3 separate regions of the Homo sapiens genome follow, and regions 2 and 3 are each linked to region 1. Evidence: chromatin loops called from intact Hi-C (ENCODE). Cell type or tissue: dorsolateral prefrontal cortex. All regions are shown on one strand. Each heading gives the region's core, and the rest is flanking DNA. Links, peaks and the distances in the headings are about the cores only. Region 1 has its middle 110 kb from the start of RANBP3L. Region 2 has its middle 21 kb from the start of SLC1A3. Region 3 has its middle 98 kb from the start of SLC1A3.

Region 1 (10,653 bases), core at 2,854-7,853:
TTTCAAACATCATTAGGGATAACAAAACCCATCTGTGGGTGGGCTGGGGCCCCGGACTGTCACTTTGGGACATTCACATTGTTCCTGATGGTGGCCCTGTTGCATACACTTATGCAGGTTGTTTGGGGGTGTCTGCCAACAGGACAAGTCAGAAATGAAATACAGACCTGTGCTTTTTTTCACTGAGATATGGACTGTGGCACAGAGCTGCGTGATCCTGGAGCAAAGGACACAAGCGTTACAGTCTGCTCACCAAGCACTGCACCAAACTCACTAAGTTTTCTCAAAAGGGGTGTCTTCTTCTAATTCAAGAAAAGGTGGTCTGTAGGTTTGTGATGGCTTTGCCTGATGAAGAAGTTCAGGAACCCTAGTTTTTAAAGATGAAACTGAAACCCAGATCTGTGTGTGTGTGTGTGTGTGTGTGTGTGTGTGTGTGTGTGTTTCCTGCTGTAAAACAGATAACTTATCTCTCTCTTGGGTTATGCACTCTTTGAGGTGAAAGATTTGCTAGCTCAGAACCAAGTGTGGTTCCTCCCCATGGCTGCATAGGGTTCTGAAGTCCTGTGACTGTCTTGGTTCATCAGGAGTTGACCAAGACGGACATGCAGGTTGTCAAGGAGACAGTTCTTTTTGCATTGTTTGATGAAAATCACCTGCCAAAACTTTTAAATTTATTCCACCTGTCTGTAGCTGAGTGCCCAGCCCTTAGCTGTCACCACTACCTGCTCATTTCCCCACAGGCCAATACGTTACATTGAAGCTAAAGGAAAACAATTTAAATTGGTAGGGCTGTTTGTTGTCCTGAGAATTAATTGAGATAATGCACCGAATGGGTTTGGCATGGTGTCTAGCACTTAGTAAACTCTGAAATGGTCACACTTTAAAAATAAATTGAGATGTAGGCTTCATATATAAAGTGCTAAAAGTCTTCACACCTTATCAAGTTAGAAGCAAAAAATCTTTTGCTATTAGATATCAAAACCCTAGTCTGCCATCCTAGACTCCCCCACACACTGGTTATTACAAGTTGTGGATTCACTTTAATATGGAGATTTCAGTCTGTATGCCCCTTGGTAGCACTGGAAAACAGAGAAGAGCAAGGGAAAATCAGAGGCAGAAAAGTTACTCCTGCCTTTTGGCTTTTTTCTCTCTATTCAACAGTGTCACCTCTACCCACGTAGTGCCCAAATTACTAAGAAACTGGCAATGGTGTAAGTTGAGACATTGACTCTGGTTTGGGACAAAGCAGTCTCCAGGTTTGCCACATGCTGCCTGTGGCACATCCCACATCAACAGGGTAAAAACCAACCTGCATTATAGCATAGTGGCTTCAAGTCTAGATCTTTCTTCATGTGAAAATAGTGATGATTCAAACAATAATGATGGCAATAGTACTCATTTCACAGGGTTGTTTTAAGGAGTAAATGCAGTAATACCTGTAAAGTGTTCAGCATACTCCCGGGCACTGGGAGCTATTATTAGGATCTGAAAAGTAGGACTTATGAAACTTTATTCGTTTATCATACACTAATCAGGTGCCTTTTGTCTCTCTCTCTGCCAGGCATGGTGCTAGAAAGAAGGGAAGACTGGGCCTTTGAGTAGTTTATGGCCTAAGAGATAACAACTTAGGATAGGACAAAAGACAGAGGACATGGTTGTATCTTCATGAGCCACCATCCAAAGGCAATGGGAGTGTGCCTGGCCTATGGGAATTTTGTGTTTTGCACAATTGTACACGGATCATGTTGCTACCTGTACTATAGCTTGAACTTTGCCTTCCATGTGGAGCCAAGTGGGATCAACAATTGAGTAATTTCGACGAAGCTATGACTCACAGAATGAAAGGAATCGAGCTCATTTACTTCATTCCTTGCACTAGTCCTCAGGAAGGTCAATGCCCAAATTATCCAAAATATCTAGGGCTGTCTTTTTCTTCCCAGGGCTGTCTGTGGTGGAGACTTAACTGTTCTCTCTGGAAAGCCACTTGTTTAAGAGCCTCCAATCAAGGGTACTTCTTTCTCATAAATAATCTCATTTTCCTGAAGTGAATCAAGCACATTTTCTCTTAATGAAGGGAAGTGAGCCAGGCAGAGTTTCTATAGGTCACAGGTAGCTCAGCACCCTTCCCACTCCTGCTGGTATTCATCCTCAAGAGCAGCTCATGGCCTTATCACTTTCTCTTTGAGGGAGGCATTAGAGTGCCATTCTGCTGCATTCCACAGGGAGAATATTCAGGGAAGCCCTTCCTGAGAATTTGGTTAAAGGTTAAAGCTTAGTTAACCTGGAAACACCCTATTGTTTTTCAAGAAGTCTCACTAACTTTTCACTACCTGGGGCGAGGGCGGGGGTGGAATCTGGGGAATCTGATTTCCTTTTTCCATTGGTTTCTATGACATAATTAGGGCAGCATCTGCAGGGGCACGGATCCGCAAGGTTAAGGAACCCCTCACTCATCTGTCTCTATCTTAGCCAGGGAGCATGCATACTTCTTGAGAGGGGGAGATCGCTCCTTCCAATAGATATTGTTTCACTTACCACCTACAGTTTTTTAAAGCATTAAACAAAATATTACAAATAAGGAAGCTAGGACATAGTACGCTTCAAGTAAATATTAATTCCTTTTCTTCTAGGTTGGAAAGTTCTTCCCTAAACTGATCTGAATTCAACCTCTGTCTTGCACTCAGATTTTTTCTCACTTCACCTTCTGAGTCAGCATGAGGCAAGCACACTTCTCTACATGACAACTCTTGACGTGTTTGAGATAGCTGCCTTCAGTCTCTCCACCATCTCCAGCCATATTTCATGCTCCTCGCTGTCACTATCTCAAGCACAGCCTGTTCTGAAAAGCCCAGCTAAAATAGACCCTCCTTTGCAGTTATTCTATCAATTACCTTGTTTGTTTTCTTCAAGCACTTTCCACCATCTGAAATTTTCTTGTTCATGTATTTGCTTATTTCTTTATTGTTGATGATAATAGGCTCTTTGAAGGCAGAGATCTTGTGTGTTTTATTCACTACTGGCTTTTGTGCCTTAAACTGTGACTGGAAAGCACTCAACAAATATTGGTTAGTTATTCGTTGAATGAGTAAATAAACAAGTCTGAAACCAAAGTCTTTCAGCCATTCCTTATAAAATTGGACTGTATTCTATTTCCTTGGCTCAGGTAACCAGGTAGCTCCATCCTGTAGATGGTAATGAAGGGTAAATGAGCAAAATCAGAGCAAGGAGCATCTGCTCTCCACTTCTCATTCTTCTTCCTTTGGATGCAGTGTGATACTGAGAATAGCAAAAGCTGTCAGAAATTCAGATCTGATATCTGCTGGTATTTTACTGTGTGACTTTGGAAAAGTCTCTCAACCTTTCTGAGCTTCAGGTTTTGCATATAGTGTGATGGTTAATATTGAGTGTCAACTTGATTAGGATTGAAGGATGCAAAGTATTGTTTCTGGGTGTGTCTGTGAGGGTGTTGCCAAAGGAGATTAACATTTGAGTCAGTGGGCTGGGAGAGGTAGACCCAGCCTTAATCTAATCAGCTGCCAGCACAGCTAGAGTAAAGCAGGCAGGAGAAGATGGAAGAGCAGACTTGCTGAGTCTTCCAGCCTTCGTCTTTCTCCTGTGCTGGATGCTTCCTGCTGTCAAACATCAGACTCCAAGTTCTCCAGCTTTTGGACTCTTGGACTTATTCCAGTGGTTTGCTAGGGGCTCTCGGGCCTTCTGCCACAGACTGAAGGCTGGACTGTCGGCTTCCCTACTTTTGAGGTTTTGGGACTCAGACGGATCCACTACTGGCTTCCTTGCTCCTCGACTTGCAGACGGCCTATGGTGGGACTTTACCATGTGATCGTGTGCGTCAATTCTCCTGAATAAACTCCCTTTCAGATATCCACATATCTTATTAGTTCTGTCCTTCTAGAGAGCCCTGACTAACACATATAGAAAACCTAGAAGTCAGACAACTTGGTCTGGAAGGTGCCCTGGGGCTCAGAAGTTCTGTCAATGGAAATAAAAATGCCACACAGGAGCCCCAGTGTGGCTCAAGTGCACTTATGATCTGGTCATTCTCCAGTAGCAAAGGATCAGTGGCTCCCAAACCCAGATGTATGTTTGAATCACCTAGGAAGTCTGTTTTATTAAATCAGCTTTATCAAGGTACAATTTATGTGCAATTAAATGTACATAGTTTAAGTGTACAGTTACATGAGTTTTGACAAATGTATACACCCATGTAGCTGCCACTCCAATAAAAATGTAGAATATTACTATCACACTGGAAAGTTCTCTTATGCCCCATTACAGTCAATCCACCTAACCTCCTGCCCTATACAACCACTGACCTGATTTCTATAACTATTGGTGAGTTGTATTCATTCTATAACTTTATATATATATATAATATATATACTCACATACTTTATATGTTATGTATATGTGTGTGTATATATAGATATGCGCACGCGCGCGCGCACACACACACACACACACACACACACAGTGTGTACCCTTTTGTGTCTGGTTTCTTTTGCTCAGAATCTTGTTTCTGAGATTTGTTCATGTTGCTGCTTATATCAGGAGTTTGTTCTATTTATATATCTGAGTAATCGTCCATCCTAGGAAGCTTCTTAAATGTAGATTCCTGTGCCCCGATGACACTCTTGACATTAGGATATCTGAAGTCCAGAAATCTGTGAGTTTAACATGCTCCAGAGCAAATTGTTATGCAGAATTTGGGCTTAGGTGCCTTTTAATTAGGGGATTTTTCTCTCAAGTTCAAATAGCTCCCACAATGCAGGTGTTTATGGCTAACAGCAACTTGGTCACAGGTTCTGCGCAGGCCTGAGAACTCTCATTTTTGTTGAGCCATCTTAGCTAGATTTAGTGGCCTGTCTTAGCTCATGAACTTCCTTGTGCCTGTAACACATCCCAGAGTGTAGGCTCTGCAAACACTCTTTCAGCTTCAAGGTATCTGTAAATTGAGTTATAGGTCCCAGTGTTCGCAGGTAAGTCTATAACCTTAATTTATAAAATCTCACCCCTGTCATGGAAAAGCAAAGGTGTTCTGAGTAGCTGTCCATTTCAGCTCAGCTGCTGGAATTACTCATGACAGTTTTATGAGATGTTTTACTGTCCGGGAAAGGTTTTTTTTTTTTTTTTTCCCTTAACAAATGAGGGAAGCATTCTTTGACCATGGTACACAAACGCCACCTTCAGGAAGGAAATATAATATTCTTATTAGACCACAAGGAACATAGTTCATTTTCTTATATGAAAACTTTCAAAAAATTCTTGAGTTTAACATGCAATTTTAAAAAATTTTATTCCAGATTTTTAAAATAGGCTTTCAGTTTTAGGTTCAGAGCAAAATTGAGTGGAAGGTATACAGATTTCCATATCCTCCCTGCCCCTTCATACATAAAACCTCCTCCATTGTCACCACCCCTCATCAGAGTGGCATATTTGTTACAATCAATGAACCCACATCATTATCTCTTAGAGACCATAGTTTCATTAGTGTTAACTCTTAACGTACATTCTGTGGATTCTATAAATATCTAATGACATGTATAATATCATACTGACAGGTGCACTGCCTGATATGGTTTGGCTCTGTCCCCACCCAAATCTCATCTTGAATTCCCACGTGTTGTGGGAGGGACCTGGTGGCAGGTAATTGAATCATGGGGGCAGGTCTTTCCTGTGCTGTTCTTGTGATAGTTAATAAGTCTTATGAGGTCCAATGATTATACAAGGGGGAGATTTCCTGCACGAGCTCTTTGCCTGCTGCCATCCATGTGACATGTGACTTGCTCCTCCTTGCCTTCCGCCATGATTGTGAGGCTTCCCCAGCCACATGGAACTGTAAGTCCAATTCAACCTCTTTTTTTTTGTAAGTTGCCCCATCTCAAGTATGTCTTTATCAGCAGCATGAAAACAGACTAATGCAGTGCACTAAAAATTCTCTGTGCTCTGCCTATTCACCCCTCTGTCCTCCCTAACCCCTGCTAACCACTGATCCTTTTACTATGTCTATAGTTTTGCCTTTTTCAGAGTGTCTTGTATTTAATAGTTGGAATCATACATTATGTAACCTTTTAAGATTGGCTTCTATCAATTAATATGCATTTATGCTTCCCTTTTGCCTTTTCATCGCTTGATAGCTTACTTTTTTAGTACTTCATAATATTCCATTATCTGAATGGACAATAATTTATGTATTCATTCACTTACCAGAGGATATCTTGGTTGCTTCTAAGTTTTGGCAATTATTAATAAGGCTGCTATAAACACTCATATACAGGTTTTTGGAAAAACACATTAAGTTTTCAACTTCTTTGGGTTAATACTAAGGATCATGATTACTGAATTGTATAGTGACAATATGTTTAGCTTTGTGAGAAACTATCAAACTGCCTTCCAAAGTGGTTGTACCATTTTGCATTCTCATTAGCAATGAATGAAAGATCCTCTTGCTTGACATCCTTGTCGACATTTGGTGGTTGTCAGTGGTTTGCATTTTGGCTATTCTAATAAGTGTGATATCACTGTTGTTTTAATTTGCAATTCCCTAATGACATACTATGTAAAGCATCTTTTCATATGCTTATTTGTCATCTGTATATCTTCTTTGTTGAGGCAACTGTCAGGTCTGTTGCCCATTTTTAAATTTGGTTGTCATGTTTTTTATTGTTGAGTTTTAAGGATTCTGTGTATATTTTGGATATCAGTCCTTCATCAGCATGTCTTTTGTATTTTCTCCAAAATTATTGCTCGCTTTCTCATTCCCTTGAGAGTGTCTTTTGAAGAGCAGAAGTCTTTAATTTTAATAAAGTCTAGTTTATCAATTATTTCTTTCATGGACTGTGCCTTTTGAAGTATCTAAAAAGTCATCACCATACCTGAGGTAATCAAGATTTTCTCCCATGTTATCTTCTAGGAGTTTTGTAGTTTTGGATTTTGCATTTAAGTCTGTGATTCATTTTGAATTTATTTTTGTGAAGGGCGGAAAATCTATGTCTAGATTCTTTTTATTCCTTGTGAATGTTCAGTTGTTTGACTCTATGTTGAAAATACTCTTTGTTCCATTGTGTTGTCTTTCTGGGGTCTCTCTTCTGTTCCATTGATCTGTCTATCCTTTCCTCAATACCCCAGTGTCTTAATCACTGTAGCTTTATAGTAAGTCTTGAAATCTGGTAGTGTCAGTCCTCTGTCTTTTTTTTTCCTCCAATTTTTTCTTTTTTTTGCTTCTTCTGGGTCTTTCACTTCTGCATGTAAACTTTAGAATCAGTTGGTTGATATCCACAAAAGAAATTGCTGGGACTTTGGGACTGCTATAGCAAGTAAGGAAGATCTGGCATGTTGGCAATTTTGAGTTTTCATATTCCACTCAATGTAATTTTTATTTCCTTTTCTAGTGTTATTGCACTAGCTAGGACTTTCAGTATGATGTTGAAAAGGAGTGATGAGAGGGGACATACTTGCCTTGTTCCTGATCTTAACGGAAGAGCTTCTAGTGTCTTACCATTAATTATGATGTTAGATGTAGGCTCTTTGTAGATGTTCATTCAGTTAAAATTGCTCTACGTGTCTTAAATATTTGGAAATATTACTCAAAAGTAGAAGCAACGAGCACTCCAGGCCACACTGAATTATGTAAAGAGATTTATCAAGCATCCCTTTTATAATTCAAATGGTTTGTTGTGCTTTAAATCAATTAAATAACAATTGCTCATAAGTAATTTCACACTCAAATCCAGAAAACACACTTCCTACCTGTCTGGTCATTTCATTTATTTTCTTTATTTCTTTTTTTTTTTTAGTACTGTATTATTTTTTCGTTAAATTTTAAAAAATTTTTATGGGTACATAATAGGTGTATAGATTTATAAGTTACATGAGGTATTTTGATACGGGTATGCAATGCATAATAATCCCATCAGGTTAAATAGGGTATCCATCACTTCAAACATTTATCCTTTGTGTTTCAAACAATCCAATTATATTATTTAATTATTTAAAAATGTATAAGTATGAAAAAATGCTCATCATCACTGGTCATCAGGGAAATGCAACTCAAAACCACAATGAGATACCATCTCACGCCAGTTAGAATGGTGATCATTAACAAGTCAGGAAACAACAGATGCTGGAGAGGATGTTGAGAAATAGGAACACTTTTACACTGTTGGTGGGAGTGTAAATTAGTTCAACCATTGTGGAAGACAGTGTGGTGATTCCTCAAGGATCTAGAACTAAAAATACCATTTGACCCAGAGATCCAATTACTGGGTATATACCCAAAAGATTATAAATCATGCTACTATAAAGACACATACACACATATGTTTATTGTGGTACTATTCACCATAGCAAAGACTTGGAACCAACCCAAATGTCCATCAATGATAGACTGGATTAAGAAAATGTGGCACATATACACCATGGAAGACTATGCAGCCATAAAAAAGGTTGAGTTCATGTCCTTTGCAGGGACATGGATGAAGCTGGAAACCATCATTCTCAGCAAACTATCATGAGGACAGAAAACCAAACACCACATGTTCTCACTTATAGGTGGGAATTGAACAATGAGAACACATGGACGCAGGGTGGGGAACATCACACACCGGGGCCTCTCGGGGGCTGGAGAGCTGGGGGAGGGATAGCATTAGGAGAAATACCTAATGTAAATGACCAGTTGATGGGGGCAGTAAACCAACATGGCACATGTATACCTGTGTAACAAACCCACACGTTGTGCACATGTACCCTAGAACTTAGAGTATACAAAAAAAGAATCAAAAAGTGGGAGAAGGATATAAACAGACACTTCTCAAAAGAAGTGTTTATGCAGCCAATAAACATGAAAAAAATCTCATCATCACTGGTCATTTGAGAAATGCACATCAAAACCACAATAAGATACCATCTCACGACAGTTAGAATGGCGATCATTAAAAAGTCAGGAAACAACAGATGCTGGAGTGGATGTGGAGAAAAAGGAACACTTTTACACTGTTGGTGGGAGTGTAAATTAGTTCAACCATTGTGGAAGACAGTGTGGTGATTCCTCAAGGATCTAGAACCAGAAATACCATTTGACCCAGCAATCCCATTACTGGGTGTTTACTCAAAGGATTATAGTCTATTATAAAGACACATGCACATGTATGTTTATTGTGGCACTGTTCACAATAGCAAAGACTTGGAACCAACCCAAATGCACATCAATGATAGACTGGATAAAGAAACTGTGGCACATATACACCGTGGAATACTATGCAGCCATAAAAAATGATGAGTTCACGTCCTTTGCAGGGACATGGATGAAGCTGGAAACCATCATTCTCAGCAAACTAAGACAGGAACAGAAAACCAAACACTGCATGTTCTCACAAGTGGGAGTTGAACAATGAGAACACATGGACACAGGGAGGGGAATATCACACACTGGGGCATGTTGTGGGTTGGGGGTCTAGGGAAGGGATAGCATTAGGAGAAAGACTTAATGTCGATGACCAGTTAATGGGTGCAGCAAACCACCAGGGGACGTGTATACCTATGTAACAAACCTGCACGTTCTGCACATGTATCCCAGAACTTAACATATAATTAAAAAAAAAAGTGAAGAAAAAGAAATATATCTGGTATATTATGGGAAAATAATTAAACCAACCCGAGGGGTGTATTAAAAAATGTACAAGTACATTGCTATTGACTATAGTCACCCTGTTGTGCTAGCAAATATTAGGACTTATTTATTCTTTCTAACTATTTTTTTTACCCATTAACCATCCCCTCTTGCCCCAACTCCTTCCTGAGTACCCTTCCCAGTATCTGGTAACCATCCTTTTACTTTCAATCTCCATGAGTTCAATTATTTTAATTTTAAGCACCCATGGGTAAGTGAGAACATATGATGTTTGTCTTTCTGTGCCTGGCTTATTTCACTTAACATAATGACCTTTGGTTCTATTCAGGTTGTTGCAAATGACAGGATCTCATTCTCTTTTGTGGTGAAATAGTACTCCATTGTGTACATGTACCATATTTTCTTTATCTATTTGTCCATTGATGCACACTTAGGTGGCTTCCAAATGCTGGCTATTGTGAATAGTGCTGCAATAAACATGAGAGTGCAGATATCTCTTCAATATACTGATTTCCTTTCTTTTAGGTGTCTATCTAGCAGTGAGCTTCCTGGATCATATGGTAGCTCTATTTTTAGTTTTTCTGAGGCACCTCCAAACTATTCTCCATAGTGGTTGTGCTAATTTACATTTCCACCAACAGTGTTCCCTTTTCTCCACACCCTCACAAGCATTTGTTATTGCCTCTCTTTTGATCTAAGCCATTTTAACTGGGGTGAGATGATATCTCATTGTAGCTTTGATTTGCATTTCTCTGATGATCAATGTTGTTGAGCAGCTTTTTGTATTCTTGTTTGCCATTTGCATGTCTTCTTTTGTGAAATGTCTATTCAGATCTTTTGCTCATTTTAAAATTAGATTATTAGATTTTTTTCCTGTAGAGTTGTTTGAGCTCCTTATATATTCTGGTTATTAATCCCTTGTCAGGTGGGTAGTTTGCAAATATTTTCCCTCATTCTGTAGGTTGTCGCTTTACTTTGTTGATTGTTTCCTTTGTTGTGCAGAAGCT
Region 2 (10,653 bases), core at 3,471-8,470, 170 kb before region 1:
CTAAAAGTTTTCCCAGAGGAGGGCTGAAGACAACCCTAGAACAGTTCAGACGTTCTGTTCTATTCCCTTTCTGTCGAAGCACTCCAGATAAGAGCCCTGAAGGAGGGAACACATTCAGCCCTCACAGTAGGATGCCGGTACTTTATAATAACCTCTCCCACAGCCCCAAGCTCTCAGCACTATTCACTTTCTACCAGGACCCTTAACATAGCACAAAGAAAGACTTTGAAAGTCCCTGGACCCCACATCCCTGCTGAGAGCCCAGGATGCAGGATACCACACAGCAGTCTTCAAAAAGCCCCTAATTTTATTTCCATCTCTGATTTCTGAACCACGGTCTTCTGCTTGAACAAGGGGAAGAACAGCTGTGTAAATAAATGTAGATGACTGAAACAGGCTAAACGTTTTTTCCCAATAATTCACATAGACTCCCTGTTGATTGTAAGATGAATAATGATATGGGCAAAAAGTGCTCCAATACATGGTATTCTCTGGGAAGAGATTTGTTGGTATTAAGCACCCGGAATAGTGGTCTCTATAAAATAGGGATGCGGCCTACTGGTCACCGGAAACAGTTAACTGTATCACATTATTATTATTATTATTATTATTTTGAGACGGAGTTTCACTCTTGTTGCCCAGGTTGGAGTACAATGGCATGATCTTGGCTCACTGCAACCTCTGACTCCAGGGTTCAAGCGATTCTCCTGCCTCAGCCTCCTGAGTAGCTGGGATTACAGGCATGTGGCACCACGCCTGGCTAATGTTTTGTATTTTTAGTAGAGATGGGGTTTCTCTATGTTGGTTAGGCTGGTCTCGAACTCCCGACCTCAGGTGATCCACCCACCTCGGCCTCCCAAAGTGCTGGGATTACAAGCGTGAGCCACTATGCCCAGCTGTGTATCACATTATTTTAGTTAGAAACTTTCACAAAGTTTTCCTAAGATCAATCATTCATTCAACAAACATTTATTGAGCATCTACTATATACAAGAATTTTTTCCTAGGTGCTTTTGGGGACACTTGGCAAGCCTGAATGAGATCTATCTATGCCTTTAAGGCTGTGGAACAGAGCAAAGGGATAAATAGTGATTAAGAGTATAGTTTCTGAAATCATCTGGCCTAGGTTTGAGTTCTAACTTGATTACCTGCTAGCTGTGTGGCCTTGGGCAAGTTGCAAAGCTTTTCTGAGCTTCAATTTCTTCATCTTCAATATTATCTTCTTCACAATGACATTTATGAAAATTAAATAACATGATGAAGAGTATCTGCCACATAATAAAAATGTCAATATAACGATTAACTATTATATTAGTTGGGGTATGGACTAAGCTACTATAGCAAAAAGACTCCAAATTCCAGTAGCAGAGCATAATAGAGGTTTATTCTTCTCTCTGTCCAGAGGTAGGAATTCTGTGGCTATAAGGGGGCCTCCACATTTTAACATGGCTTCCAGCTCTAAGACCAAGATGGTTGCTCTGGCTCTTACCACATCCCAGCAAGCAAGAAAGGTAAAAGGCCAGGTGAAGACATGCTTCATCTTTTTAAGGACATCACCCAGAAGTGGCTCATTTCACTTCTGATTACATTCCATGTTCCAGAACTTAGTCACCTGATTGTGCCAAGTTGCATTAGAAGGGTGGGAACTGTAGTCTCTAGCTGACCGCACGCTCAGTTAAAACTCCTAACTTCCATTGTGCAAGATGTTCGGTCATAAGCCATCTCAGTCACAGCTATCATTATTAGCTGGCCTTAGGACTGATGACAATCGCTGCTATAAGAGCCTTGAAAGTCATAGGAGGTAGACTCCTGGACACATGGGGAAGGAAGAAAACATCCAGATGGGGGGATAGAGAGCTCAGAGGCATCAAAGAGAAGAGGCATTCAGAGTGTGTGGAGAAGTCCAGATTATCGGAGTGTAGCAGGCAGTAGCAGAACTGTATGGAAAATAAAGCCAGATCAGAGGTGAACCGCAGACCAGGAAAGGTCTAAGGCATTTGGCCTGCATTTGTTAGGCCATGAAGAGATAGTAAAGTTTTGGTTTTTTTTTTAAACAGAAGGTCTCACATATTTATTACTCAACTCAATCAACCAGTGGGTTTGTAACAGGTACAGAGAGGAAAAATATCTTCCCAATAAAACATGTCCAGCTCTCCAGATAGTGGTGACATTTTCAGTTTGATATGATAACATGATTGTGACCTTCAGACAGCATAAATATGTGTGCCATCTCATGTGGCACACTATAGACCCAACTTGGTTCTTCTCCAATGTCTCCTTTTGGAGTTGTGCCTGATTTTATTACCAATTTTCATCCGAATCCACTGGGGAATAGGACGATTTTGCTTTTGTTTCTTGGCCGGGAATCACTTAATCCCAAAAGTCTTGTGAGAAGCTAAGTCAAGCACACAACATTATGGTGGAGAAAGGAAGAGGGCGGGAAGTGAGAAGAGATAGTAAAGTTTTGTGAGCAGGGGAGGGAAAAATTGGGGATGACCTGGTATAGGAACATATGTCTGAAAGCAGAGAATAGAATGGATTGACAAGGAAGAGAATGGAGGCTGTGAGACTGACTGGAGAGGGCATTCCAATAAGCCAGGGATGAGATTCTCAGGGCCCAGTGTGGTCCCAGGTGGTGGTAGGATTGGAAAGAAAGAGCCAGATGGGAGGTACCTCTGGAAGTAGAATCAGCAGGATATGATTACCAATTAGGTATGAGTCTGAAAAAAATAGTGCAGAATGACACAAATTCTGCAGTTTTAGTTTTTGTCAGGACAGAGATGCCATTAACAAGGAGAGAGAAGCTGGGAGGGCATAGCGACGAACTGGGATGCAGTTCTGGTTTGTGAGCCAGGAAAGGGAAGAATCTCACGGTACTCTTATAATGTAATTTCTTTTTTTGGATAATTATTTAATGTCTGCTTTCCCCTGCTACACCGTAAACTCATCTATTGCTGCCTAAAAAAAAATCTCAAACTTTGTGGTGTAAAACAAATAAACATTATTTATTATTATTACCTCTCACAGTTTGAAAGATTGCCTTTGCTCAGGTTGGCAGGTTTCACTCAGGGTCTCTCATTTACTTGCCAGATGAGGGCTGGAGTTGGAATCATCTCAAAACCTTCTTCATTCATGTATCTGGTAGTTGATAGTGGCCATCAACTGAGCCCTCAGTCGAGACCCTCAGCCAGAACTCTTATATGAGGCTTCTGCCTGTGGTCTGCGTTTCTTTGCAGCATAGTGGCTGGGTTCCAAGAGCACTGCAGAGAAAGCTAAGGAGAAGTTTCATTGCTGTTTACTACCAAGTGACATGGTGACACTTCTGCTGCATTTTATTAAGGAGTAACAAGTCACCAAGGCCAGGCCATATTCCAGGGCTTGAGGGGAGGAATGCTAAGAGTTTATAGACACATTCTGTGAGGACAGGGGGCTGGTCTGTATTTTTTTAACCTCTGTATTGTCAATGCTTGGGAAAAAGTCATATACTGTGTGATCAATGAAAGTTTGTTGAACAAATGAACGTAGACAAACATAAGCAGGTTCCAGTGCCACAGAGAGATTGTTCAGTGTGAAGACTGGGGAATGTTGGCTCTCACTAACTGTTCATTACTAGTATGGCCATCATTTCTATGTGGGGGACCCAATTTTCAGCAACTTTCACTAATTTGAAATTTGGGAAATGTTCAAGTGGGAGAAAAAAGACATCGCGATTCCTTTATATTGGGTCATTGGCTCTTGAGTTTGGCACAAGTGGATCTGAGAGGCAAAATCTGAACCATATATCTATATCTCACCGATGGTTGGTACTGCAAGACAAGCAGCTCCTGTCTTGCTACTCTGGGTCCTGAGTTGGGAATGTTCTTACTGGTGAAGGGGAAGAGGCTTGGAGGAGGAGGGAGTAGGGTGCCAGCAGCCAGATGGCTCAACTTCTCTCATTTTCCTATGGACTTTTTCTAAGGTATCCCCTCTTTTCCTCTTTTTCAAATTCTGATGATGTAGCTGCCATTTCCCCAGGAGACATTACTTTTTTAAAAAGCTTTCGCTGTGAATTAAATAAACAAAACAAATAAATAAAGTAAGAGAAATATTTATTCATTATAGAACATTTGAAAAATATTGCACATTATAGAAAACAAAAGCTGTACGTATTTCTACTAGCCAGGAACAACTACATTGATGATATTTTCTTTGAATAAAATAACTAGATAGTTGGAATAATATAATACAGAAAGTTGTACATCAGATTTTTAAAACATAACTTTATAATAAAGACATTTTTCTGAAGTTTCTAACTCTGTCCTTACTTGTTGTTTTAGCTTGGGCAAATTACTTAACCTCTCTAAACCTCAGTATCCTCTTCTGCAAAATGGAGGTAATAATAGTACCTTCTTCACAACTTGCTGTCAGGACTAAATAAGATGACATGTAAAATTCTTAGCTTGCACCTGGCATATGGTAAACATTAATTGTTAGCTAATATTAATATTTTTATGTCATGCATGAATTCATTGTATTAACAAAATGCGATTTTTCAGTTAGTGCGTAATAGTCATTGTATAGCTGTACCATGATTTATTTAACTATTTTCCTGGTTTTGGACACTTATATTGTGCAAAATGCTTACTATTATAAATAACTTTGTGATAAAAGTCCTTCAATATAAAACTTTGTCCACCTTACAGATGAAGGTAAATTCTTAGAAGTGAAAGCAATTTTTGAGGGAAGGGGAGAGAACATCAGGGGAGTTCTGGCTTTCCTTAGCCACCCCAGCTCAAATTCTTCATGATCTCCCACAGCTGCCTTGGATATAAGGCCCCTAAAAAGGGATAACAGTTTTGGGCTGGCTTCTAAAGGAACTTGGGTTGAAGGAGAAATGGGGACACTTTGGGAGATTTCTAAGTCTTCCCTCCTCTTTGTTACAAATTCTCAAAAGGACAGGAGTCACTAAACTGGAAACCAGAAGACCTGAGGTCTAGTTCCAGCTCAGTGGCTAATTGTGCAACTTTGGGCAAGTTGCTAAACTTCTTTGGGCTTCCCTCTTGGTAAGATGAAGGAATTTGGCTTCACTTCTAAAGTGCCTTTGAACGCTAGCATTCAATAGATCAAAGAGTCTGACAACTTCATAGACAATGTCAACCTTCCCCACCTCCTATTTCAAGCAGAGATTCTGGTTCATTTAATCTTCATTCATTCATTCAAAAAGCATTTACCTACCACCTACTATTCATCTATCACAGAAATGAATTACAGGGTGTCTTATCCTTGATAAACTCCCAGCCTGGTGGAGAGATAGAATGAGAAAGAAGTTATATTGACACACCGTAATAAATGCTATAAAGGTTATTACTAACTCCCATGGATAGACAGAAGAAGGAAATGTATGTTGTGTTTTTAATGGCGCTGGGTGGGAGGGTCAGATTAGGAGCAGATTCACCTAGGAAAAAATGTCAGTGTCTCCAATCGCCTTTGTGTATGAGGTTGATCCTAAGTATTAATAAAAGCTTTCCCTCTATGAGACCTTTGTCTGTCTTAAAGTATCTCCATAAAGCATATATTGTTGAGCATCTCCAGTGTGGGAGACAGAGAGTTGATGTCAAGGTGAACAAAATGGCAGCCTTACCCTCCAGGATGGTAAAGGTAGCTATGAAGGTAATGAGGCTGTGGGAGGAGGTGGGAGCCTTCGGGAGGGAGCCATTTTATTCCTGAGATATCTGGGGAAAAGTGTTCTTTCTCAAATTCTAGAAGGAATGCTGGGTTTGGAGTTGGAGGAGTTAGGTTCAGCTCCAGTGTCGGGTGAGTTGCCTAATGACTGTGAGCATCAGTAACCAGCCCCAGGAACATTTACCTGGAGGTGGTGTGTGTAAAGCTGGAGTCTGTTACACACTGAAGAAATAGTCTTGTCTCCTTCCTTCCAGTTACTAATCTTTCAGAGTCTCGGTTTACACACCCTGAAAGTGTGAATAGCGTCTCTCCCTGTGTGTAGAAGTAACATGTAACGGAGGCATCTGGCGAGGCCAGAGCATTATTGTGGTTCTGGAGGAGGGAGATTAAGAGCTGAGATATTAAAGAACTAGCTTCTCCATTAGACTTTTTAAGGATGATTCTGGCATTCACGAGGGAGTTGTTGCTCTTTAGCAGAAGGGCACTGGCCAGCAGCAGTGGCTGAACCAGGGCCTGATGGTGGCGAAAGCGCTCGGAGGAAAGGGAAATGGAGCAAAGTGGAAGGTGGACAGGGCCAGCGGACCGCACTGCAGTCAGACCTAGCCCCAATGCCAGCAGGAAAGGGGCACTTCAGCAGGGTGGAGTCTGGGGATGGGGTGGCTGCCCAGGCAGTGCAGGCCACCTAGTAATGTGGAGAATGTGACAAGGAGCGGCCATCACTCCTTCACCTCTGTCCCTTCTTGTTATGTTCCAAAGGGAAAAGCTGTGATGAAAGGGCTTTTAAAAAAGTAGGACAAGGGAAAGATCAACCACGCCGGGTTGCCAGGACAATAGTGAATGGAACAGCTGGGTTGGGTGCCTTGGCTGTGCAGTGGGGAGAAATGCCCTGAGAAGCTCTGTGCTTTGCTAAACATTCAAAGATTATGTAAAAGATCCAGTGTAACCCTCCCCACCACCCCTCTTTCTTGACACTCCCAAAGTCCAAGAGAGAAAAGGAGGGAGAGAGAGAGAGAGAAAATTTGTTTTTGTGTAGGAGGGGAGATAAGTGGACTGAGAGAGAGAGAGAATGTAGGATATCCTAGGGCAAGTTCATGTGGGCACCAGGAGAGAAGAGGGAATCCATACAGCAGTGCTGGGAATGCTATCTCCATGTGTACAGAGTGCTTGCTCTGTGTGTGGCTCTGAAATAGGTGACTTTTTTCTTCGGATGGAATAGGATTTGTGCAGCCCTTGGGATGAGCTGCCTTGCAATGTGTTTTGTGTGCGTGCTCTCCCAGGCAGCAGACTTCTGTCCCAGTGTGCTCCCTCTGGGTAGTGTAGGTGTCTGGTTAAGTCTGTTCAGGAACTTACTTTCTGAGGTGGATACACTGACATGGATATATTCAAAGAGCTGAAGAATAAAATATGAATAAGGCACAAAACATTTGCGAAAAAAGAAAGATCTGAGTGTAAGAAGTCAATCAAAATTTATGTTGACTATCTTAGTACAGTAATATCATTCTTGCTGCTAAAGTTTTAAAATTGACAGATGGATTTGTAGCTATTAAAATTGTCATATGCCTACTAGAAGGAAGTCTCTATTAGAATATAGTTTTTTAAAATTATTTTTATTATTATTATCCTGGTGATTATTTTTATCCTGGCGAATAATTTTTCATAACAATATTTTATTAATATTATATAAATAGTAATATTTGACATGTTGCATTTAAAATCTAATATTATGTTATATATAATAAATATCATTTATAAAATATTTTATTCATATACTATATTGACAGGTATCAACTATTATACCATTTAATCACCCCAAGAATCCTGTGATGTGAAATATTTATTAGTATTGTCATTTGACAGATGAGAAAATGGATTGAAATTGCCCAATTCTATAGAATTAATGAAGAGTGGAGCTGGTATTGAGGCCTAGAATTATTTGAATACAACCCAACCCTATGTTCTTTTTTTTTTTTTTTGAGACGGAGTCTTGCTCTGTCACCCAGGCTGGAGTGCAGTGGCGTGATCTGGGCTCACTGCAAGCTCTGCCTCCCTAGTTCACGCCATTCTGCTGCCTCAGCCTCCCGAGTAGCTGGGACTATAGGCGTCCGCCACCACGCCTGGCTAATTTTTTGCATTTTTAGTAGAGACGGGGTTTCACCGTTTTAGCCAGCCTCAGCCTCCCAAAGTGCTGGGATTACAGGCGTGAGCCACCGCGCCCGGCCTGTTTGTTTGTTTTCTGAGATGGAGTTTCGATCTTGTTGCCCAGGCTGGAGTGCAATGGCACAATTTCGGCTCACTGCAACCTCCGCCTCCTGAGTTCAAGCGATTCTCCTGGGTCAGCCTCCTGAGGAACTGGAATTACAGGCGCCCGCCATAACGCCCAGCTTATTTTATTTATTTATGTATTTTTTGTTGTTGTTGCATTTTTGGTAGAGATGGGGTTTCACCATGTTGGCCAGGCTGGTCTCAAACTCCTGACCTCAGGTGATCCACCCACCTCAGCCTCCCAGAGTGTTGGGATTACAGGCGTGAGCCACCTTATCCGGCCCAAACCTATGCTCTTAATGACAAATAATCCAAAGCTAATAACTTGGATGATCAAAAAGATCTCATAAGAAATAGAGCTATGAATGGAAACTAACAAGATTACATAAAAAGGGTTGGATGGAAAATTCTAAGTGTACTTTCATAAAACCAGCTATTTGAGTTTGAAGTGGGAAACTATGGCTTAGTAATGGTTTAGATGAAATATACTTGGGTGTACATTTTTTTAAAAAAATCTTAAGTTTAATATAAGCCAACAAATACGTAACATGACTGCCCATAAAAGCTAATTGCTGAGGTTGTAGCAGTAGAATTATTATTTACAGAAATACAACTATAAAGTGGCAGGAATTGGCAAATGGAACACGAAGAAAGCATTCATGACAGTGAAGAGTCTGAAAAACAACTTGGTTTCTAACAATTTCAACAATGAGGAATTGTTGAAAGTATTATAGTATTTGTTTTTTTCTAGAAAGCAGTAATAATTATTATAATAATACCTAATTCTTATATATTTCCTTAACCCAATCATATTTGTATTGTTAACTCTTTTATTTGTTACAAAAACCCCACAAGTAGACCCATTGCTATGCCCATTTTATAGATGAGGGAAATTTGTTATGTAGCACAGAAAATGGATACGGTAGCCCTCTATCTTGTACTTTTGGTTCTGCCACGGTCACATGTAAGATGCATGTGCAGTAAACAGAGTTTTTACCCTAACATGTGGTTAAATTGGAAAGAGGACCAATGATAACTCATATTCTTTTCTCCACCTCTTTTCAGATGCAATGAAATTAACCTCTCCTTCCAAGAACAGCATGCAGGCAGCTAGCTGGAAAGACTCACACTTGAGTGAATAGCGACAGCTCGCCCCTTCTGCGCTTTGACGCTGCTGTCTCTACTGGCCACTTGGTCTACCAGTCAGTTGTGCCCTGTATGTACCCAGCCATGGCTGGGAAGACTCACAACCACAAGATTGTCTATCAGTAGGAAATACAGGAAATTACAGGATGGGTATATGAGACATATGTGGTGGATATAAAGCTCAATAGTAGTGATACAAGTGTCATATTCAGAAAATAATATAAACTTTCTTGCTATAATGGTTTGGTCATTACTATTTTGTAACTCTATTTAAAAATTTTGTAAAAAGTACTTTCAGCAGCAATGAGCTAAAAAACAAAAGGAAAATCAACAACAATGATGATAACAAACACAAAACAAAACCAACAACCCGAAAGAGCATATTTAATGAAAAATTAGGTCTTAAATGTTCATTTTTCAAGATAGCTGATGATGAATATAGAACTTGCACAAAAATGTTGACATTTACTATCCATCAAAGGGTTTTAGTGATATCACTAAACCTATAAAAAGCAGATGACACGCATCTGCCGAAAAAGCAACAGCACCTACTTCAAAGTTGGAAGTTATCTTAAGAGGATTGTGGTCAGAGAAAACAATTTAATATGTGCAGCTGTGGAAAGGTTTATTTCTACATCATTCTTTGAAGTGACTTTTCATTTAGATTAAATGTCTGTTCTTCTAAGTTAATTTCAATCATTTTCAGTACCAACATTTCTTGTGCATGTGCAAAGCCATGCTGAACTGTTGGCTCCATTAACAATAGAAGAACTTTGCAAACAGTTAAATAATTCCAATTGTATATCAAAGTCATCAGATGTTTCAAATAGAAAATTGATCAAGCTCATTCCAGTTAATGACTTAACTTTCTTTTCACCTGACAATTCATGAAATCAAGTTATGCTTTTGGAAGTTTGTTTGTTGAAAGCAAAACATCTGACACCATTATGCATACTGAGATGAATTCAAGGAAAAGTTCAACATTGAAAATGAAATTATTTGTGTCTGTGGTGACATGAATATAAATTTTGGCAGAGCATAGCACCATGGTAAAAACTATGTTCTAATCATGATATCTATAAAACAGAAGTGTACTTGGATTGACAGTGGTGCACACACAATTCCTAATTGCCTCCAAGCAGATTTTGGTGTTTTACCAATTTAAATAGGAATTGCTAGTGGTTAAATTTTACACATATTTTTATGTGTATATAGAGTAACTGATTTTTTTATGATAAAGCTGATGTTAAAAAACAAACAAAAAACTTCAGATGGCAGTATATACTTTCTCTTTGCCATGCATCATCAATCAGACCTTAAAAATGTTTGGGCTTTTTTCAACATCACTGATCACTACAGAAATGCAAATCAAAACCACAGTGAGATACCACCTCACATCACTCAGAATGGCGATTATTAAAAAGTCAAGAAACAACAGATGCTGGCAAGGGTGTGGAGAAATAGGAATGCTTTTACATTGTTGGTGGGAATGTAAATTAGTTCAACCATTGTGGAAGACAGTGTGGCGATTCCTCAAGGATCTAGAACTAGAATATCATTTGACCCAGCAATCCCATTACTGGG
Region 3 (10,653 bases), core at 3,283-8,282, 93 kb before region 1:
TTTCTTAATCCAGTCTATTATTGATGGACATTTGGGTTGGTTCCAAGCCTTTGCTATTGTGAATAGTGCCACAATAAACATACGTGTGCATGTGTCTTTATAGTAGCATGATATAATCCTTTGGGTATATACCCAGTAATGGGATTGCTGGGTCAAATAGTATTTCTAGTTCTAGATCCTTGAGGAGTCGCCACACTGTCTTCCACAATGGTTGAACTAATTTACACTCCCACCAACAGTGTAAAAGTGTTCCTATTTCTCCACATCCTCTGCATAGTCTGTTGTTTCCTGACTTTTTAATGATGGCCATTGTAACTGGCATGAGACTATCTCACTGTGGTTTTGATTTGCATTTCTCTGTGATGATGAGCATTTTTTCATGTGTCTGTTGGCTGCATACATGTCTTCTTTTGAGAAGTGTCTGATCATATCCTCTGCCAACTTTTTGATGGGGTTGTTTTTTTCTTGTAACTTTGTTTGAGTTCTTTGTAGATTCTGGATATTAGCCCTTTGTTAGAAGGGTAGATTGCAAAAATTTTCTCCCATTCTATAGGTTACCTGTTCACTCTGATGGTAGTTTCTTTTGCCGTGCAAAAGCTCTTTAGTTTAATTAGATCTCATTTGTCTGTTTTGACTTTTGTTGCCATTGCTTTTGGTGTTTTAGTCATGAAGTCCTTGCCCACGCCTATGTCCTGAATGGTATTGCCTAGGTTTTCTTCTAAGGTTATTATGGTTTTAGGTCTAACATTTAAGTCTTTAATCCATCTTGAATTAATTTGTGTATAAGGTGTAAGGAAGGGATCCAGTTTCAGCTTTCTACATACAGCTAGCCAGTTTTCCTAGCACCATTTATTAAATAGGGAATCCTTTCCCCATTTCTTGTTTTTGTCAGGTTTGTCAAAGATCAGATGGTTGTAGATGTGTGGTGCTATTTCTGAGGCCTCTGTTCTTTTCCACTGGTCTATATCTCTGTTTTGGTACCAGTATCATGCTGTTTTGGTTACTGTAGTCTTGTAGTATAGTTTGAAGCCAGGTAGCGTGATGCCTCCAGCTTTGTTCTTTTTGCTTAGGATTGTCTTGGCAATGAGGGCTCTTTTTTGGTTCCATATGAACTTTAAAGTAGTTTTTTTCCAATTCTGTGAAGAAAGTCATTGGTAGCTTGATGGGGATGGCATTGAATCTATGAATTACTTTGGGCAGTATGGCCATTTTCACAATATTGATTCTTCCTATCCATGAGAATGGAATATTCTTCCATTTGTTTGTGTCCTCTCTTATTTCCTCGAGCAGTGGTTTGTAGTTCTCCTTGAAGAGGTCCTTCACATCCCTTGTAAGTTGGATTTCTAGGTATTTTATTCTCTTTGTAGCAATTATGAATGGGAGTTCACTCATGATTTGGCTCTCTGATTGTCTGTTAATGGAGTATAGGAATGCTTGTGATTTTTGCACATTGATTTTGTATCCTGAGACTTTGCTGAAGTTGCTACAGCTTGCAGAGATTTTGGGCTAAGATGATGGGGTTTTCTAAATATACAATCATGTCATCTGCAAACAGGGACAATTTGACTTCCTGTTTTCCTAATTGAATACCCTTTATTTCTTTCTCTTTCCTGATTGCCCTGGCCAGAACTTCCAACACTATGTTGAATAAGAGTGGTGAGGGAGGGCATCCTTGTCTTGTGCCGGTTTTCAAAGGGAATGCTTCCAGTTTTTGCCTATTCAGTATGATATTGGCTGTGGGTTTGTCATAAGTAGCTGTTACTATTTTGAGATACGTTACATCAGTACCTAGTTTATTGAGAGTTTTTAGCATGAAGGACTGTTGAGTTTTGTCGAAGGCCTTTTCTGCATCTATTGAGATAATTATGTGGTTTTTCTCGTTAGTTCTGTTTATGTGATGGATTACATTTATTGATTTGCGTATGTTGAACCAGCCTTGCATCCCAGGGATGAAGCCGACTTGATCGTGGTGGTTAAGCTTTTTGATGTGCTGCTGGATTCGGTTTGCCAGTATTTTGTTGAGGATTTTTGCATCGATGTTCATCAGGGATATTGGTATAAAATTCTCTTTTTTGTTGTGTCTCTGCCAGGCTTTGGTATCAGGATGATGCTGGTCTCATAAAATGAGTTAGGGAGGATTCCCTCCTTTTCTATTAATTGGAATAGTTTCAGAAGGAATGGTGCCAGCTCCTCTTTGTACCTCTAGTAAAATTTGGCTGTGAATCCTTCTGGTCCTGGACTTTTTTTGGTTGGTAGACTATTAATTATTGCCTCAATTTCAGAGCCTGTTATTGGTCTATTCAGAGATTCCACGTCTTCTGGTTTCGTCTTGGGAGGGTGTATCTGTCCAGGAATTTATTGATTTCTTCTAGATTTTCTGGTTTGTGTAGAGGTGATTATAGTATTCTCTGATGGTAGTTTGTATTTCTGTGGGATCAGTGGTGATATCCCCTTTATCATTTTTTATTGCATCTATTTGATTCTTCTCTCTTTTCTTCTTTATTAGTCTTGCTAGTGGTCTATCAATTTTGTTGATCTTTTCAAAAAACCAGCTGCTGGATTCATTGATTTTTTGAAGGGTTTTTTTGTATCTTTGTCTCTTTCAGTTCTGCTCTGGTCTTAGTTATTTCTTGCCTTCTGCTAGCTTTTGAATTTGTTTGCTCTTGCTTCTATAGTTCTTTTAATTGTGATGTTAGGGTGTCGATTTTAGATCTTTCCTGCTTTCTCTTGTGGGCATTTAGTGCTATAAATTTCCCTCTACACACTGCTTTAAATGTGTCCCAGAGATTCTGGTATGTTGTGTCTTTTTCTCATTCGTTTCAAAGAACATCTTTAGTTCTGTCTTCATTTCATTATTTAACCCAGTATTCATTCAGAAGCAAGTTGTCCAGTTTCCATGTAGTTGTGAGGTTTTGAGTGAGTTTCTTAATCCTGAGTTCTAATTTGATTGCACCATGGTCTGAGAGATAGTTTGTTGTGATTTCTGTTCTTTTACATTTGCTGAGGAGTGCTTTACTTCCAATTATGTGCTCAATTTTAGAATAAGTGTGATGTGGTGCTGAGAAGAATGTACACTCTGTTGATTTGGGGTGGAGAGTTCTGTAGAGGTCTATTAGGTCTGCTAGTTGCAGAGCTGAGTTCAGGTCCTGGATATCCTTGTTAACCTTCTATCTCATTGATCTGTCTAATATTGAGAGTGGGATGTTAAAATCTCCCATTATTATTGTGTGGGAGCCTAAGTCTCTTTTGTAGGTCTCTAAAGACTTGCTTTATGAATCTGGGTGCTCCTGTATTAGGTGTATATATATTTAGGATAGTTAGCTCTTCTTGTTGTATTGAACCCTTTACCATTATGTAATGGCCTTCTTTGTCACTTTTGATCTTTGTTAGTTTAAAGTCTGTTTTATCAGACTAGGATTGCAACCCCTGTTTTTTTTTGCTTTCTATTTGCTTGGTAGATCTTCCTCCATCCCTTTATTTTGAGCCTATGTGTGTCTTTGCATGTGAGATGGGTCTCCTGAATACAGCACACTGATGGGTCTTGACTGTTTATCCAATTTGCCAGTCTGTGTCTTTTAATTGGAGCATTTAACCCATTTACATTTAAGGTTAAGATTGTTATGTGTGAATTTGATCCTGTCGTTATGATGTTTGCTAGTTATTTTGCCTGTTAATTGATGCAGTTTCTTCATAGCATTGATGGTCTTTACAATTTGGCATGTTTTTGCAGTGGTTGTTACTGGTTGTTTCTTTCCATGTTTAGTGCTTTCTTGGGGAGCTCTTGTAAGGCAGGCCTGGTGGTGACAAAATCTCTCAGCATTTGCTTGTCTATAAAGGATTTTATTTCTTCTTCAATTATGAAGCTTAGTTTGGCTGGATATGAAATTCTGGGTTGAAAATTCTTTTCTTTAAGAATGTTAAATATTAGCACCTACTCTCTTCTGGCTTGTAGGGTTTCTGCCTAGAGATCTGCTGTTTGTCTGATGGGCTTCCCTTTGTGGGTAACCTGACCTTTCTCTCTGGCTGCCCTTAACACTTTTTCCTTCATTTCAACCTTGGTGAATCTGACAAATATGTGTCTTGGGGTTGCACTTCTTGAGGAGTATCTTCGTGGTGTTCTCTGTATTTCCTGAATTTGAATGCTGGCCTGCCTTGCTAAGTTGGGGAAGTTCTCCTGGATAATATCCTGAAGAGTGTTTTCCAACTTGATTCCATTCTCCCCATCACTTTCAGGTACACCAATCAAATGTAGATTTGGTCTTCTCACATAGTCCCATATTTCTTGGAGGCTTTGTTCATTTGTTTTTACTCTTTTTTTTCTAAATTTCTCTTCTCCCTTTATTTCATTAATTTGATCTTCAATCACTGATACCCTTTCTTCCACTTGACTGAATTGGCTATTGAAGCTTGTGCATAAGTCATGAAGTTCTCGTGCCATGGTTTTCAGCTCCATCAGGTCATTTAAGGTCTTCTTTACACTGTTTATTCTCGTTAGCCATTCGTCTAATCTTTTTTCCAGGTTTTTAGCTTCCTTGCAATAAGTTCGAACATCCTCCTTTAGCTCAGAGAAGTTTGTTATTACTGACCTTCTGAAGCCTACTTCTGCCAACTCATCAAAGTCATTCTCTGTCCAGCTTTGTTCCGTTGCTGGCGAGGAGCTGCAATCCTTTGGAGGAGAAGAGGTGCTCTGATTTTTAGAATGTTCAGCTTTTCTGCTCTGGTTTCTCCCCAACTTTGTGGTTTTCTCTGCCTTTGGTCTTTGATGTTGGTGATCTACAGATGGGGTTTTGGTGTAGATGACCTTTTTGTTTATGTTGATGCTATTCCTTTCTGTTTTGTTAGTTTTCCTTCTAATAGTCAGGTCCCTCAGGTGCAGGTGTGTTGGAGTTTGCTGGAGGTTCACTCCAGACCCTGTTTGCCTGGGTATCACCAGCGGAAGCTGCAGAACGGCAAATATTGCTGCCTGATCCTTCCTCTGGAAGCTTCATCCCAGAGGGGCAGCCACCTATATGAAGTGTCTGTCAGCTGCTACTGGGAGGTATCTCCCAGTTAGGCCACATGGGGGTCAGGACCCACTTGAGGAGGCAGTCTGTCCGTTGTCAGAGCTCAAATGCCGTGCTGGGAGAACCACTGCTCTCTTCAGAGCTGTCAGACAGGGATGTTAAAGTTAGCAGAAGTTGTCTGCTGCCTTTTGTTCAGCTATGCTCTGCCCACAGAGGTGGAGTCTAGAGGCAGTGGGCCTTGTTGAACTGCAGTGGGCTCCACCCATTTCGAGTTTCCTGGCTGCTTTGTTTACCTACTCAAGTCTCTGCAATGGCGGATGCCCCTTCCCCAGCCAGGCTGCTGCCTTGCAGTTTGATCTCAGACTGCTGTGCTAGCAGTGAGCAAGGCTCTGTGGGTGTGGGACCCATGGAGCCAGGCACGGGAGAGAACCTCCTTGTCTGCCAGTTGCTAAGACCTTGGGAAAAGTGCAGTATTTTGGCAGGAGTGTCCTGTTTTTCCAGGTCCTGTTTTCTTGGCTTTTCCTAGCCAAGGGAAATCTGTCACGGCTTCCCTTGGCTTGGAAAGGGAAATCCCCCGACCCCTTGCACTTCCTGGGTGAGGCTATGCCCCACCCTGCTTCAGCTTGCCCTCTGTGGGCTGCACCCACTGTCCAACCAGTTCCAATGAGATGAACCAGGTACCTCAGTTGGAAATGCAGAAATCACCCGTCTTCTGCATTGATCATGCTGGGAACTGCAGACCGGAGCTGTTCCTTTTTGGCCATCTTGGAACATCCCCAATTATGCTCCGTTTTAACATTTTTAATTGTGTATACTTTTTTCTGTGCCAGGTGTTAATTTAGTTACCTTTTAAGAAAAACTTAGATTTTCTTGACATCTGTTGTTTATTTTCTAACTCATTGAATCCTTACTTACCTTTGTCATTTCTTTCATTCTGCTTTCCTTGGGTTACCCTGTTCATTTTTTTTTAACTCCTGGAGTTGAATATTCAATCATAAATTTTGAGCTTTTATTATTTCTTTGAATGTCATAACTCCTGGTCAAAACACAAATTTTGGTCTAACGCAGTCGGTGATGAGCTCCCACGGTCTGCCCAGCCCTTGTTCTTAATCAGGAGGTGAATTAAAGTCTTCATCTTCTACGTATGTGGAAGAGGACTAGGCAGAGGAGAAATGGCAGGCAGTGGAGGCAGAGAGTGGGTCCCCAGCCAGTTCCTGGACTCAGAAACCACCCATCAATATTCAAGCCAGAGTAGATGATCACCACCAGGTGGCGCCCAACCTCAACAGGGGCTGGGATGAGTTTTGAATTTGAACCAGAAACTAGACCTCCAAGAACTCTGTCCATGTGCTTTTATTTTTCCTCTTCATCTTCCTTTTTTCTTTTATTATTTTGTTTGTTTTCATTACAACACTCCTTCATCTCCTTCTATTGGCTTGAACGTATTCCTTCTATTTCAAATATTTTATTAGTTACAGTAAAAATTCTATCATGCATACTTTACTGGTCAATATTTCTTTGTTTCCCCTCCCCAATATACAAAGATTTAAAACTGCCCCTTCAATCTTCCATGTTATGTTTCCTTAGTATTTTAGTTTTGCTTGCTTTTGGCTCTTCTGGATTAGATGATCTTGCTGTTTTAAATCAATGCTTTTGATTAACCTGTCTGCTCATTATTTCTTCTTGCTTCACACCCTGTTTTGAGTTCAATTATATTTTTTCTGAAGTACATCAGATTAGTAGTTTTTTCAGCAATAGATGTCAATGGTAAACTTTTTTTAGCTTTAGTTTTTGAAAATATTTTTAGTTTAGTTGGGTATAAGAGAAACTCTTCTATTGTTGCTAATAATAATTCTCTGGTCAGCCTAATTGTCATTTCTTTTTAGGTGTCATATCTTTTTTCAGGTGCTTTTTTATTTTTAATTTTTGTAGATACATAGTAAGTGCATATATTTATGGGATACATGACATGTTTTGATACAGGCATGCAACGTGAAATAAGCACATCAGGAAGAATGGGGTATCCATCCCCTCAAGCTTTTATCCATTGAATTGCAAGCTATCCAATTACTAAGTTATTTTAAAATGTCCAATTACATTATTGCTGACTATAGTCACCCAGTTGTGCTATGAAATAGTAGGTCTTATTTATTCTTTCTAATTTATTTTGTACACATTAACCATCCCCACCTCCCCGACAGCCCCCAATACCCTTCTTAGCTTCTGGTAACCATCCTTCTATTCTCTATGTCCATGAGTTCAGTTGCTTTGATTTTTAGATCACACAAATAAGTGAGAACATGTGATGTTTGTCTTTCTGTGCCTGTCTTATTTCAGGTGCTTTTAAGAGTTTATTTCTTGTTTAAAAATTTGGCTCCAACGTATGTAGTTTTGTGAGCTTTTTGTTGGTTTTGTTTTGTTTTGTTTTATCCTACTTGGAATTCAGGGGCTTTCTTCAATTCTGAAAAATTCCCAGCCATTATTTCTTTGAGTTGTTTCTAACCCCCTTCCCTCCATTCTCTTCTAGAATTTATAGTTCAATCAGGTTGGAATTTGTCAGTCGACCCTCCATGGCTCTCAAACTCTCTTTAAGATTTTCTATGTTATTATCTTTCTGTGTTTCATACTGGATGATTTTCTCAAATCAATCTACCAGCTCACTAGTTCTTTTTAAGTGCATTTAATCTGCTATTTAATTTGAGTTTAAAATTTGAATGATTACATTTTTCTGTTAAAAAAGTTCAATTTGATTATCTTTAAGTCCTTTGCTTGCTTTTTAAGAATCCTATCATTTTGATGTGTTTATTATGTCTTCTTGAAACATACTTATTTTCAGCATCTTTGAGATTATTTCATTATTTCTAGCTTTCAGCCTCATTATTTTTCCATGTGTTGTATCAGCTGATGCTCCTTGCTGATACTTTTTAATCATATGGTTAGTAATTATTTACTATAAGCTTTTTCTCCTTCTAGTGAGAGTCCTGTATACTCTGGGTTACAGATAACTCCTTACGGAGCAGTTTGATATCACTTCTCTCTAGATTCCTGTGGCTCCACTGGTTATGGGCCAGTAATGATGTTAATATCTTGCTTGAGATTCTTATAACATGTAGATAGCTTAAATTCATACTCCATACCCAGGTTAGGTTTGGGGCTTTTCACAGGATGTATATATTTTTTCCCACCCACAGTCCAGAAAAGATAGCTTGCTTCCTGTCATCCCCAGGCAGTAAACAAAGTTCTAGTTACCCTCTCAAGTCCTGGAAGTATTTTTGAGAGTCCCAGTTTTAAACAGAGGTATAAGTTCCAGCCCGAGCAGCCTCCAGGCCAAATTTACTGTAGGGCCCGTATCCAGGCCTGATTCTTTCCTGGTCCTTCTTGTGTTAGTTGAAGCTTATGTCTCTGAGTTTAAATTTTCTTTTTGTGTCTGGCACCTGGGAATTATCTTGGGTTTCTTTCAAGCTAGGTATTTTAGCTTTTTAAAATATTTATCCAGTATTTACATGTGTTTGAGTGGGAGGAAGTCTTTGTTGAGTCAGGCTGCCATGCCTGCAGCTTTGGAGGCCTTTTGCATGCAGAAATTGGTCATGCATCTCTCTCTTAAATGAGTCTGGCCATGTTCCCTTTACCCCCACTGACCTCATACCTCAAGGAAATTTGACAAGCCAGAAGCATAAATTGCATACCTGAGCTGAGCTTCCCCTTCTATTTTATTTACATCATTTCTCAAAAATAATCACAGAAGGATGGAGCTGGGTGAGGCCTTATAATCCTCTAGTCTGATACCCTCTTTAATCAGCTGAGGGACCAGGGACTAGCTGGGCCCCTGGATTTTGGATTCTCCATCTGAAACACTTTCAAATTCATTATCTTGAGTAGAGTATAGGAAAAGGAACACTGGATTTTTAATCAGAAAACCAAGAATTGCATCCCAAGTTTGCCTTTTACCTGCTGTTTGATCTTGGGCAACCCTTTTGAGATCTAGTGAGTTATCTGTTAAATGGAGGCAGGCTGCATGGAATTTTTGATTCAGGAGATGTGACAGTTTCTGATATGCAATAGGCATTAATATTTTCTTTCTTATGATTAAGATCTCTCATACCCACTCTTGGAAACATCTTTGAAGCTGTTCATTCTCACAGAATCTGCCTGGAAAGAACTCACAAAGTACCTGGAGACTTACTAAATCAGAAGGTGTAAAGTTGGGAAACAGAAGGTTATTTTCCATTTCCCTTCTTTCCAACCAAATACTGAAACTTTGTTCCCAAAGAGTAAGGTATGTCTGCTTTAAAGAGTTACACAAAGGCCATAAAATTGCAAGTGGAGCCATTGCAAACTCACAATGTTTTTTATTCTAGCTTCATGTTCATTGACCTATGGCTTTCTTATGGGAGTCATGGGTGAATTCTAGACCAGACTGTTGGCAAACTTACTCTGTAAAGGGCCAGATAGCAAATATTTTAGGCTTTGAGGTCCACAAATAGTCCCTATCATAGTCTTTGTTTTGTTTACAGCCTTGCAAATATATAAGAGACATTCTCGTTCATGACTATACAAAAGGAAAGCTGTGGGCTGGATTTGGCTCACAGGTCTGGCTGTAGCTGTAGTTTTCTGAGCCCATTCTAGACAGACACAGCCTTCTGACTACGTCCATGAAGACTTTCCTGACTTCAGCAATGTCATTCAGTGCTTAGGGGCACTCAGCCTAATTATCCTACCATATTTGTTCAGGAATGACAGCCTCCCTGATCTGCTGCCCCTGCCCCCAGCTCCTGACCTTTCAGCCTAGTCCTAAAAGAAAAAAGGTCGCCCTCAGCACATGGTTACTTATGGGGTTTCCACCCACCCAGTGCTTTTACCTTTTAATCAGAAAGTGACTTCCTAGGGGGCTAAATCAATGCTTCACAACATTTACTATGTCCGGCATATTTGGAAAATGGTGGTAGTTTGTACAGCTCAGGGTTATGTGGGGAGGTGAGCAGAAGAGGGTTGAACAGATGCAAATGCTCATGACCAGAGGCTACTGGGTTTAGGGACTCCATCTTCCCCTGGAGGGTGGATGGGATCAATGTCTCAGCAAACCTCTTAGGAACAGAGCATAGTAGCTGTATGTGTAATAAACATTGGAGTCAGTGCCAACTTTGCTTTTTGTTAACAATATGACCTTTGTCAAGATTTTTAACCTCCTATGTCTTAAGTTCCTCCTCTATAAAGTGGGAATACTAATAAAAGTAGCCATCTTACAATGTTTATTTCACATATCAAAATGTACATGTAATATACATACATATATATAATATGCATGAGAGCATCCTAAGCAAGGTGCTTAGTTGTGAATACTAAGACATAGAATGTATTCTCTTCCTCTTTTTAGTTAAACAGTTATTTTGCATTAAGTGAATCTTCTTTATTGAAGAAAGTCCCAGGAATGAATAATTTCTAACATCAAATTGAGACAAATTTTTTTGTCAGAAAGATTTGTTAAAAAAAATTTCCTTACAGGTTTAAGCTTACATTTTGTGTGTCTATTTTTGTAGCTGAAACACACAATGCCAAGGAGCACCTGCCTTCTCTACCCAGAGGACACTGAGATGAGTTAGGAATCTGCAGTTCTTTCAGGCCAGAGTCCCTGCTCTCTAGACAATGTACT

What was found. Hi-C counts contacts between places; a loop is a spot of excess contacts. Peaks named below come from ENCODE experiments on the same cell type or tissue, not always from the same donor. Only the 100,000 strongest peaks of a DNase experiment are listed, where the experiment ranks them.
Region 2: a loop joins it to region 1, with 2.7 times the contacts of the local background. A loop is called at or near these places in 2 of 110 quality-filtered maps.
Region 3: it touches region 1 in a loop (4-fold over the local background); 84 of 110 quality-filtered maps call a loop at or near these places.

What each region holds. Positions count from the first base shown.
Region 1 is chr5:36,409,515-36,420,167 of GRCh38, reverse strand. No RefSeq gene overlaps it. Among named protein-coding and RNA genes, the nearest start is that of RANBP3L, 110 kb to the right of the region's middle. RefSeq lists a silencer at 367-661 and an enhancer at 1,439-2,638. In dorsolateral prefrontal cortex, for the core only: CTCF peaks have their summits at 4,995 and 5,196; no DNase peak of the experiment used is centred there; H3K27ac peaks cover 584 bases.
Region 2 is chr5:36,580,252-36,590,904 of GRCh38, reverse strand. It overlaps the pseudogene RPL39P22. Among named protein-coding and RNA genes, the nearest start is that of SLC1A3, 21 kb to the left of the region's middle. RefSeq lists an enhancer at 1-541. In dorsolateral prefrontal cortex, for the core only: no CTCF peak of the experiment used is centred there; a DNase peak (open chromatin) is centred at 6,455; H3K4me3 peaks cover 748 bases; H3K27ac peaks cover 1,553 bases.
Region 3 is chr5:36,503,145-36,513,797 of GRCh38, reverse strand. No RefSeq gene overlaps it. Among named protein-coding and RNA genes, the nearest start is that of SLC1A3, 98 kb to the left of the region's middle. In dorsolateral prefrontal cortex, for the core only: CTCF peaks have their summits at 6,067 and 6,269 (motif pointing right); a DNase peak (open chromatin) is centred at 6,257.